Linked DNA regions of Homo sapiens: regions 1 and 3 are each linked to region 2. The links are chromatin contacts, found by Hi-C or POLR2A ChIA-PET in ENCODE. All regions are on one chromosome and are shown on one strand. The core of a region is the stretch at or near the end of the contact, and the rest is flanking DNA. Distances in the headings are between cores, read along the strand shown.

Region 1 (3,808 bases), core at 451-2,950, 450 kb after region 2:
ACTGCCTTTACAGGAAGCAAAAAGTAACTAGCTCATTATTCTGAAAACAGGCAAATAAAGAGGAGGATCAAGCATTTTCTTGCCTTCCCTGTATGAACTATATCTAAGGGTAACCTAAGTTAATGAAGGGAAATTTCTTACAATATTCCAACTACTAAATGATGAAGCATTTACAGAACTAACGAAAGAAGCAGATCTAGGCTTCTAAAATCATATGAAGAGAAACAGGGCATGTCACAATCTATAATGTGTTCTTGCCAAAATGTGAAATATGAATCTGATTACACCACTAAACACTTCTACATTTTTAGATAATACAGAAGGCAGGGAAATATGTTAAATCACGCCATGGGTATGCAAACAGAAAATGCAGAATGATTAGCTGGGCATGGTGGCACATGCCTGTAATCCCAGCTACTTGGGAGGCTGAGGCAGGAGAATCGCTTGAACCCGGGACAGGGAGGTTGCGGTGAGCTGAGACTGTGCCACTGCACTCCAGCCTGGGCAACAGAGCGAGACTCCAGCTCAAAAAAAAAAAAAACAACAGAAAATGCAGAATGTAAAAAACTCTCCAGGATAAATGATCGAGTTTTTTAAAATGAATAAATCTCAAGAAGAAAAGGATAAGTACTACAGATTATAAGCCTTAAGAGACAAAGCAACAAATTATATTATATTGAAAAATTAGGTGGGTTCTTAAAATTCACTGGATATTTTGACATTAAGGAACTGTTTTGTTTTGAGACAGGGTCTTGCTCTGTCTCCCAGGCTGGAGTGCAATGGCACAATCAGGGCTCACTGCAACCTCAACCTCTTGGGGTCAAGTGATGCCCAGCCTCAGCCTCCTGAATAGCTGGGACCACAGGCATGCACCACCCATGCCCAGTTAATATTTGTTTGTAGATGAGGTCTCACTATGTTGCTCAGGCTGGTCTCGAACTCCTCTCAAGCAATCCCACCTTGGCCTCCCAAAGTGGTGGGATCACAGGTGTAAGCCACCACACCCAGCCGCCCTTACCTTTTACAGGTACACACTGAAATGGTTATAAACAACACTTGGGATACACTTCGAAACTTCAGTGGGGGAGGAAGACGGGGAGGAAGGAGTGGACAGAGATGAAACAAGATTGATTATGAGTTTATAATAAAGTCAAATGATAAATACATAAGGATTTATTTATATAGGTTTGAAATTATCTATTATAAAAAAATTTCTAAAGAATAGAAAAATACAGAAAACAAAATATTTCTTAACATTTGAATAGATATGAAAAATCAGACTACCACAATCCCATGGGAAAAACCCCCTACTTAGAGGCTTTTCTGAGACACTGTCCTAAGCTCTTGGCCCCACAGGAGATAGGGAAGAGGCCAGATAGGAAAGTCAGCAAGGCCCAGCTCCTTCTGAAGCTTAAGATATGCCAACTTGCTGAAACCCAGAGGAATGCTGGCTGTGTATGACAAAAGAGCATCTGTGATTCAGGTAATGACAAGCAGCCCCCCGAGGCCTCCCCAGTCCCCACCTGCCTTTGGAAAACCACCCTCTGGGGAAGGCCACACTCAGGCCAGAAGCCTCCCACTGAGTCTGCCTGGCTGTCAGCCCTGCCTAGCTGCTCTGATAATTACGGGGGAAAAAAAGCTGATTTTGCATGTGGACCTCAGTATTACAGAGGAGCAGCAGCAGCCCCGTGTGGACATCTCAGATACATTTACGACCCAGTCAGTGCAGCCTCGTGGGCACAGCTAATGAGCCAGGAAGACCAAGGAGCGTCATTTGCTAAGCCAAAATTAGACACCATGCTGCCTAACAAGAACAGGTGATAAAACCACGTTTCAAAGTGGGCTGAGTAATACAGCTTTGTGTTAGTCATTACCATTTACCTTATTTACAATGGAAAATGAAAAAAAAAAATCTCAGTAAAAGAATCTGGTATTAAGAGGCATCAGAAGACAAACCACATTTTGCAATTATAGGACACTATCAACAAAGGACAAACTCACTCACTCAGCCAGGGTTCAAAGGCACAGCACAATGACACAGCAGTCAGTCCACGCTAGTTATGCAGCTTCCAGAACTTTAAACAGAAATGAAACCCTTAAGTGATGGCACAATAAGGAAGCTTCAACAGTTTACAAATATTGCATCTTCTCATTTTTAAAGAAATGTATTTTTTTTTAATGCCTACAAATATCTTTATTTTTCCTGACTTGGCACTCATGCAAAACAGGTCGCTACCAGCTCATCATCCCCAGTGGGTGTCCAGGACCCCTAGTGCCTTGGATGACAAGGGTCTGGAGGGCAGAGACCATTTAGTAACAAGAGGTAGGTGACAAATGCATTTCAGGGCAAGATGCTGACAAAGCAATGAATACAGGCCCAGAGGATTTGCAGGAATATCCACGGGTTCTGAAGATCAGGTACATCCACGAGACATAAGCTCTACGAGGTCAACAGCTTCTCCCCCTATTTTATTCATGGATGTGTCTCAAGCACCCAGAAGAGTTCCTGACATGTTTGTTACAGGGCCTCAATAAATACTTGGGAAATGGGTCCAATGAGAATGGGGTGAAATTAATTTTATGAACTATAAAGTGCCATCAAATATAGGGCATTAATACTAGAGTTCATCTTTCAGACTCATTTTAATTATAACAGTTCTTTCTAGAGAACTGTTTTTTAAAATACTCTGATGTTTATTCAGTGATCAATAGCAAAATACTAACTTCCTAATAGTTGGTGTGTTGACAGTTGTTATAGTGCAAGGAATAATGGACGGGGAAGTTTTACAGATGAGGATAGAATGTTATAGCCTGACACAGATGAGGCTCCAAATAATGTAAAATTCACACAGTTGCCTGGGAGCAGATCCCAGCTGGGGAGGGAAGATCCAGCACGGGGCAGGAGGGCAGGAGTGGTCATGGGAAGATGTTCTCACGGGCACACAGCACAGATACCCTGAGAATGCCTCGGGTCATGGGCTGTCGCATGCATCCCCAACGCACAACCCCCAGAGGCATCACGTCTAGTCTCTCATTCACCACGGCATTCCCACGGCCAGGTGCTCAGAGGATGTTCAATAAATGTTTGTTCAATGGAAAAGAGAGGGGGTGGGGGAAGAGTCTGAGCTATGACCCTGCAGGCAAGACAGAGCCCTCAGGAAGATGAGGTCCCAGCTACCAACACGTGTCAAGGTTTTGCCTTTACTCCCAGCTTTGTTCGGCAGGGGGACACAGACAGTCCACTGAAGGAGAAAATCTCAGCCTGAACTGAACCGCAGGAGACTGCTTCCCTCAAACATTGGAAGAAAAATTGTTTAGCACCACTTGGGTAAGAGATGGAAGCAGCTATGCTCTCTGGAAGCTCTAAGTAAGCCAGGCCTTGCCTTTCCCGCGTTGGCGAATGGGTGGGAAGGCGATGGGACCAGTGCTTTCCTGCAGCCATCACCTTGCACCCCGCAAGGCCCTGCAGTGAGAAAGATGAATGATGGTGCTGCCTGCCACCTGCTATGCTCACTGCACCAGCGGCTCCTGGCGGTGCTGGGTCTTCTGGTGCCGGTTGAGGATGGACCTCTGGTTGAAGCTTCGCCCGCAGGCAGGACAGTGGTAGGGCTTCTCCCCTGTATGGATTCTCTGGTGTCGGACCAGCCGCTCCCCTTTGCTGAACCGCTTCCCGCACACCTGGCACCCATATGGCTTCTCGCCAGTGTGGGCACGCCGGTGCACCGCCAGATTGGCATTCCTGCTGAAGCTCTTGCCACACTCGCAGGTGTAGGGCTTCTCCCCGGTGTGCGTCCTCCGGTGCACCTGC
Region 2 (3,856 bases), core at 1,142-3,641:
ATTTTAAAGATTGAGTTGGCTTTATTAGGGATTCATGAACTGGCAGCACCCAGTCTACAAAACAGAAAGGAAGCCAGGTGTGATGGTGCGTGCCTGTGGTCCCAGCTACTCTGGAAGCTGAGGAGGGAGGATCGCCTGAGTCCAGGAGGTTGAGGCTGTAGTGAGGTAGGATCGCGCCACTGCACTCCAGCCTGGGTGACAGAGTGAGACCCTGTCTCTAAAAAAAAAAAAAAAAAAAAGACTTCATATGTTGAAGAAGGCAGAGGAAAGCATGAACATGATGAGGTGCTTTCCTTCTATTGATGGCTATTGTGATACCTCATTTCTTATCTTCTTAGTTTAAAAGGATTTAAGGCTGGGTGCAGTGGCTCACACCTGTAATCCCAACACTTTGGGAGGCTGAGGTGGGCGGATCCCTTGAGCTCAGGAGTTTGAGACCAGTCTGGGCAACATGGTGAAAACCCTCTGTCTCTACAAAAAAGTAGCCGGGCGTGGTGGCATGCATCTGGGGTTCCAGCTACTTGGGAGGCTGAGGTGGGAGGATCACTTGACCTTGTGAGGTGGAGGTTGCAGTGAGCCGAAATCACAACACTGCACTCCAGCCTGGGTGACAGAGTAAGACCCCCGTCTCAAAAGAAAAAAAAAATTTAAACAAGAAACACACAGGAGGCCGGGCGCGGTGGCTCACACCTGTAACCCCAGCACTTTGGGAGATTGAGGCGGCAGATCATTTGAGGTAAGGAGTTCGAGACAAGCCTGACCAACATGGTGAAACCTTGTCTCTACTAAAAATACACACAAATTAGCCGGGTATGGTATCACACGCCTGTAGTCCCAGCTACTTGGGAGGCTGAGGCACGAGAATCAGCCTGGGTGACAAGAGTGAGACTCCCTCTCAACAACAACAACAACAAAAAAAAAAAAAAAAAAAGGAAAAAGAATAAAAGAAACACATGTCAAAGGAAATCCAGCATAGAGTAATTTATTGCAAAAGGAAAATAGTATTTTGAAAGTTAAGTGCAGAGTAGACAGTACACCCTGGGAGAGAGAGAGATAGAGAGAGAGTTAGTTCAGGGAGGGCTGCTCCTAAGGATGAAACAGCAAAGGCTGGCTCTAGAGAGACCCCCTTTGTAAGGGGTCTTACACGATTATTCATAAGGGGGTGGGAGAAGTGTTACTAGTAAGTATGTTCTGGGTGGTCCTCTAGGTGCACATGCGCAGTGGGTGTACAGGCTTGTTCATACATTGCATGTTTCATTAGCATCTTAAATTTCCACCCAGGGGCGTGTTTTTTACCAAGATAATGAGCAAAGGGTCAGTTTGAGGACAGGTGAAATCAAAATGCGCATGCTCCCTACAGGGGAAAGTCCCTACTGGAGAGCGCTCAGCTTGAATGAGCTCAATTACAATGCGAATGCTGGGGCTTACTGTGTTGACTGCGGTCACCACGGTTGCCGCGTCTCCAGGACACGGTCACTTCCTTGACTATCCCCGCCTCGCTTCCACCTGTAGCTTCCTTTTTTTTTTTTTTGAGACAGTCTCACTCTGTGGCCAGCCTGGAGTACAGTGGTGCGATGTCGGCTCACTGCAACCTCCGCCTCCTGGGTTCAAGCGATTCTCCTGTCTCAGCCTCCAGAGTAGCTGGGATTACAGGCGTCTGCCACCACGCCCGGGTAATTTTTTTGTATTTTTAGTCGAGACGGGGTTTCGCCATGTTGGCCAGGCTGGTCTCGAACTCCTGACCTCAGGTGATCCGCCCGCCTCGGCCTCCTAAAGTGCTGGGATTACAGGCGTGAGCCTCCGCGCCCGGCCGGTAAGCTTCCTCTTCTCTGCTCTCATCACCTGTACACGGGTTTTTTCCTCATGTCAACTCTGTGATGGACTGGAATGTTTTCTTCAGATGTGGGTAATTTAAAGGGGGCATTTTTACAAGAAACAAAAAAAACTCGGTTTGTTCGGAGGCAAGTTTTAAATCAGGGTTCATTTTTTAATATTGATGAATCCTTCAATAATTGTATGTTTACTGCTGCCCTTCGCGAGCCAGCCTGAGAAGCGCGGGCTCGACATCCCCGCGCGCCCCCGCCGCCCGCCCCCAAGGCCGGCGACGCTGGAGCACATGTCCTGAGGCCCAGGACCGTGGTCGGCCGCTTTCGCACATTCGTGGCCAGCAGAGGGCGCAGCCGGCCAGCCCCCGCAGCGAAAGATCCCCGAGTGCCGCGTCAGCGATCGCGCTCCTTGCCCTCGCCGCCTGCCAGCCGCCCTGAGTCAGCAAACCACAGAGAGGCGAGGACCTCCCATTTTCCTAGACAGAACAAGTGGGCGTTGGGGGTACGGGTGAGTGGCAAGAACAACCGACCCGGAAGCGAAACGAGGGGGAACTTCCGTTCTTTGTTCTGTCCCCGGTGTGTGGGTCTGTGACAGGGTCCAACAGGGCCTGGTCCGTGTCCGGTCCCCCAAATCTGTCGTCCCTGCCCCCAGGGTGAGTCCACGCGTCCCCGGGTCTCGCGGTGAGACGGAGGCTGTGGTCGCCGGGGAAGGGGGTGGTGTCTGTGCCACTGCGGCCCGCAGGGTCCCCCGGCCGGCCCGGAGCAGGGTTCGGGGAGGCGCCCCTCCGTCCCCTGCAGCCCGTCCTCTACTCCGCTTCCCCAGGGATCCCCCTAGCCTAGCGGGATCCTGCGTAGGGGTTAGTAATGGGGCTCCGGTTCTGGTTTTGTGACTTTAACGGCGACCCAGCTGGAGCGTTTAAAAGTTTCAGCAGAGCGGTAGGGGCGCCTCTCTCTTGAAAGCAGCTAATGACAGCGACCCTAACTTGGTATTTCTCCCAGACGTTTTTATTTGATGTTAACACAGTTATTCGCGCCCGTGGCAGGAGAGGAAGTTTATTTTTACGCAGCTGGGTCCAAGGATCAGAGAAATTCTGCTAAGCGTACGCAGTTAGCACGAGGGCTGGGAGTGGGTGCAGACGCCGATTCCAGGGGTAATCCTGCTGGAGCCCAGTGCATCGCGTGATACACCTGGCTCAGGCTCCGTTTTCAGTTGTATTAGATTCCTGGTTTGATCCTCTCTCCGGAAGTGGGATTGAATCCACATCGGTGTTTACACTCTGAAGGGCTTTTGTAAACTCCAGGAGAAGATAGCAGAGTGATGAACCTGAAACCGATGGGCTAATTAGAGGAACGAGCGTATTATTTTCTCCAGAAAAGACATCTGTGGAGAGTGGGCATCATTTGATTATACGTGTTTGATGGACAGTCGGGTGGAAGGAGAAGATTCTGTTATTGAAGCTCTTTTTTTAAAAAAATTAATTTTTATTTATTTTTGAGACTGTCTCTGGAGTGCAGTGGCGCGATCTCGGCTCACTGCAACCTCCGCCTCCCGGTTCAAGCGCTTCTCCTGCTTCAGCCTCCCGAGTGGTTGGGACTACAGGCGCCCGCCACCACCTCCGGCGAATTTTTTGTATTTTTAGTAGAGACGGGGTTCCGCCCTTTTGGCCAGGCTGGTCTGCAACTCCTGGCCTCAAGTGATCCACCTGCCTTGGCCTCCCAAAGTGTTGGGATTACAGGCGTTAGCCACCGCGCCCGGCCTTTTTTTTTTTTTTCCTTTTAAAATGTTTGTGTGTGTATTAAGGTCTTGCTCTGTTGCCCCCGGCTGGAGTGCCGTGGTGCCATCATGGCTCACCATAGCCTGGAACTCCTGGGCTCAAGTAATCCTCCCACCTCAGCCTCCTAAAGTGCTGGGGTTACAGGCGTGAGCCACTGCAGGTCGCCAGTCATTGAATTTCTGTGATGCACTAGGTCTCTGTGCGGTGAAGGTCCAAGGAGATAGATTTTCAGCGAATCACCTGAAGACTTCTAAT
Region 3 (3,694 bases), core at 776-3,275, 400 kb before region 2:
CCAGCTACAGGCTGAGGCAGGAGAATGGCGTGAACCCGGGAGGTGGAGCTTGCAGTGAGCCGAGATAGAGCCACTGCACTCCAGCCTGGGCGACAGAGCGAGACTCCGTCTCAAAAAAAGAGGGGTTAGAAATTTCCCTGAGGCCAGGCACCATGGCTCACGCCTGTAATGTCAGCTCTTTGGGAGGCCCAGGTGGAAGTATCATTTGAGGCCAGGAATTCGAGACCAGCCTGGGCAACATAGTAATAACCTGTCTCTACAAAAACTAAAAAATTAGCCAGGTATGGTGGTATACACCTGTGGTCCCAGCTACTAGGGAGGCAGAAGCAGGAGGATCACTTGAGGCCGGGAGTTCAAGACCACCCTGGGCAACATTGCAAGATCCCCATCTCTACCAAAAAAAAAAATTTTTTTTTAAAGAAATTTAGCCAGGCGTAGTAGTGTGTGTCTGTGGTCCCAGCTACTTGGGAGGCTGAGGCAGGAGCATGGCTTGAGCCCAGGAGTTCCAGGCTGTGGTGAGCTATGATCGCACCACTGCACTCCATCCTGGGCAACAGAGAGAGAGAGAGACCCTGTCTCTAAAAAAAAAGGCGGGGGCAGGTTGGGGGAAAGGGGAATAGTATAACATCTAGGATCTGATTTCAAATAGTCCAGCAAACTACAGCTGGCCCCCACACAATGTCATTTCATTGAATGTCATTTCATTATAACATTGATGATTTTCTAAAAATTGATTTTGGGCTGGGACCACCATCTGTGTGGAGTTTGCATGGTCTCCCCATGTCTGCATGGCATGTTTGAAAATTTTCATAATAATCCACTTTTTTTTTTTTTTTGAGACATGGTCTCACTCTGTTGCCCAGGCTGGAGTGCAGTGGCACAATCTTGGCTCACTGCATCCTCAACCTCCTGGGCTCAAGAGATCCTCCTGCCTCACAGCCTCCTGAGTAGCTGGGACTACAGGTATACATCACCACACTCAGTTTTTTTTTTTTTTTAAGATGGAGTCTCACTCTGTCACCAGGCTGGAGTGCAGTGGCGTGATCTCGACTCACTGCAACCTCCGCCTCCCAGGTTGAAGTGATTCTCCTGCCTCAGCCTCCCGAGTAGCTGGGACTACAGGTGCCCGCCACCACACCTGGCTAATTTTTGTATTTTAAGTAGAGACTTGGTTTCACCATGTTGGCCAGGATGGTCTTAATCTCTTGACCTCGTGATCCGCCCGCCTCGGCCTCCCAAAGTGCTAATTTTTTAAATTTTTTGTAGAGATGGGGATCTCGTTATATTGCCCAGGCTGGTCACGAACTCCTGGGCTCAAGCGATCCTCCCACCTTTGAGTAGCTGGAATTATAGGTGCACATCACCATGCCCAGCTATTTTTTTTTATTTTTTGTAGAGATGGGGTCTTGCTATTATATTGTCCAAACTGGTCTCAAGCGATCCTCCTTCCTCGACCTCCCAAAGTGCGGAGATTACAGGCATGAGCCACCACCGGGATCCGGCAATAATCCACTTTTAAAAATAAGGAATGGGGGGAATAATGCAGTTGCTGTGAAAACCAAAGGAGAATGACAGTAACAGCCACAGCTGCCCCACAGCAGGGACTGGGAACTTCTGGGTGGGCATGCAGCACACCTCCCGGCCTGTGCCTTCCGTCTCTTCTGTGTGTCTCTAGGCCAATGGCAGCAATTGACTACAAGTAAGGGAATCCCTCGCCTCCCTGCAAGCTCCTCCCCTTTCTCCCCGAGCCCCGCCCCCTGCAGCCCCTCCCTGCAAGAGTGGGGCTAGGGCCCGGCAGGTGTGGGGTTAAGGGAGTCTGTTTGGGGCCCCCAGGAGCAGCAGCCTAAGCAGTGGCTGCAGCAACTGCAACAGCAGCGGCTGTGGCAGGCCTGGCCCCGGGCCAGCTGGCGGGAAGCCCCAGGAGGGAGGGAGGGAGGAGGAAGGGGAGGAAGAGGGGAAGGAGGAGGAGGAGGAGGAGAGGAGCAGTCAGCAGGCCCGAGGAGGCAGGACTTCCTGGTGTGGGGGTTGTCAACAGCCCAGAAAGAGAAAGACGGAGAGGCAGAGACCCAGGGGAGCCGAGGAGCGGAGACACGGACCCAGCAGGGTCACGCGGGAGGAGACTCGGGACACCCACTCGCTGGCTGCCACCGGGAGCAGAGGGGGGCTCGGCCGCCCCCTCCCACATCAGTCTCCAGACCCTTGGGGCTTCAGAGGCCGCTCCTAGGCTCCTCGGAGGAGGCGCGGGTTTCTTCTTTTCCGGAGAGCAAACTTTCCTCGGAGATGCCTGGCAGGATGAGCCGCGGCCCCCGGAGAGGACGGGACAGCCTCTGATCGCCGCCTGCGTGCCCCGCCACTGCCCATGGCCAGGAGGCCCCAGGGAACGGACAGCCCGACCTCTTAGGCGCCGGGACCCTCAGGCTCAGATCAGTGGCCGAGGCCCCAGAGGTAGGGTTCAGGGCTGGGTGGGGCGCTGGGGGGTAGCCGGGCAGGGCCTGCCCCAGAGATGTGGGAGCTGGGGTGAGGGTGGGGGCTCGAGGCCCAGGAGAGGTCTCTCTGAGTGGCCGGGCCAGGCTGGGGAGCTGCTTCAGCCTGGTTCTCCCAGGCCCTGGAGTCCGAGCTCTTGGGACAATACGGGCCCCCTGAGTCAGAATCCCAGGCGAGAAATGCCCAACTCTGGGACTCATCTGCCTCTTTCTACTCTGAGTGCCTTCTTGGATCCAGTCCCCTCTGCCCTGGTCTCTGTCATCTCTTGCCTGTCTCTGGGTCTCTGACGGTTTCCCCTTCCCCCACTCTGCTCCCCGGAGAGGAAGCCCCGGAGGTGGCCTGCCCACTGGTTTCACACACACACACACACACACACACACACACACACACACACACACACACACTCTCTCTCTCTCTCTCTCTCTCTCTCTCCCCCTCTTTTTCCAGTTTGCAAACTCAGCTCTGGAGTTCAGCAGCAACAGCAGCAGGAAAAACCTGCCCCTGCTCCCCCCTCCCGCCACCTCCCCTCTCCTCTTCTCCCCTCACCCAGCAGGCACCCCCGGTTCCCGCCAGGCCCTCCTGCCATGTCGGACCCAGACGTCCCCAGGGGCTCGGATGTCCCCGCCATGTGGCCCCCTTGTTCCAGGGGTGCCTGAGCCCCTTCAAGGAGCCCCAACCCACCCCCAACCTTGGCCCAGCCCTGAGCCCCAGGGACCATGAGCGGGGGCAAGAAGAAGAGTAGTTTCCAAATCACCAGCGTCACCACGGACTATGAGGGCCCTGGGAGCCCAGGGGCTTCGGATCCCCCTACCCCACAGCCCCCAACCGGGCCCCCGCCCCGCCTGCCCAATGGGGAGCCCAGCCCCGATCCGGGGGGCAAGGGCACCCCCCGGAATGGCTCCCCACCACCTGGGGCCCCTTCCTCCCGTTTCCGGGTGGTGAAGCTGCCCCACGGCCTGGGAGAGCCTTATCGCCGCGGTCGCTGGACGTGTGTGGATGTTTATGAGCGAGACCTGGAGCCCCACAGCTTCGGCGGACTCCTGGAGGGAATTCGAGGGGCCTCAGGGGGCGCCGGGGGCAGATCTTTGGATTCCAGGTTGGAGCTGGCCAGCCTCGGCCTGGGCGCCCCCACCCCACCGTCAGGCCTGTCTCAGGGCCCCACCTCCTGGCTCCGTCCACCCCCCACCTCTCCTGGACCTCAGGCCCGCTC

The links. A loop is a pair of places that touch in the nucleus more often than their neighbours do. ChIA-PET counts read pairs that join two places held with the same protein, here RNA polymerase II (POLR2A). Pooled maps may share reads with other maps.
Region 1: a loop to region 2 is called in a pooled map, with 3 times the contacts of the local background. The contact joins the enhancer-like site here to the promoter of ZNF3 in region 2. A Hi-C loop is called at or near these places in 7 of 50 pooled maps. POLR2A ChIA-PET finds 5 or more read pairs at or near these places in 2 of 52 experiments (Panc1 and WTC11).
Region 3: a loop to region 2 is called in a pooled map, with 5 times the contacts of the local background. The contact joins the promoter of TSC22D4-C7ORF61 here to the promoter of ZNF3 in region 2. A Hi-C loop is called at or near these places in 6 of 50 pooled maps. POLR2A ChIA-PET finds 5 or more read pairs at or near these places in 3 of 52 experiments (A673, IMR-90 and activated B cell).

The regions. Positions count from the first base shown.
Region 1 is chr7:99,629,723-99,633,530 of GRCh38, reverse strand. ZSCAN25 (zinc finger and SCAN domain containing 25) reads right to left here. Exons shown (of 8, transcript NM_145115.3): 8 at 1,123-3,808. The coding sequence ends at 3,511. Among named protein-coding and RNA genes, the nearest start is that of ZSCAN25, 15 kb to the right of the region's middle. RefSeq lists an enhancer at 3,048-3,694. Within about 2 kb of position 1,700, at least 4 of the 41 ENCODE cell types and tissues checked have a DNase peak (open chromatin) inside an H3K27ac peak, as active enhancers do.
Region 2 is chr7:100,080,258-100,084,113 of GRCh38, reverse strand. ZNF3 (zinc finger protein 3) reads left to right here and starts at 2,391. Exons shown (of 6, transcript NM_032924.5): 1 at 2,391-2,479. RefSeq lists a silencer at 1,983-2,062 and enhancers at 1,165-2,146, 2,303-2,452.
Region 3 is chr7:100,477,545-100,481,238 of GRCh38, reverse strand. It overlaps TSC22D4-C7ORF61 (TSC22D4-C7orf61 readthrough), which reads left to right and starts at 2,025. Exons shown (of 6, transcript NM_001395846.1): 1 at 2,025-2,445; 2 at 2,932-3,694. The coding sequence starts at 3,201. It overlaps TSC22D4 (TSC22 domain family member 4), which reads left to right and starts at 2,025. Exons shown (of 5, transcript NM_030935.5): 1 at 2,025-2,445; 2 at 2,932-3,694. The coding sequence starts at 3,201. RefSeq lists enhancers at 1,510-1,619, 2,320-2,389 and a silencer at 1,710-1,869.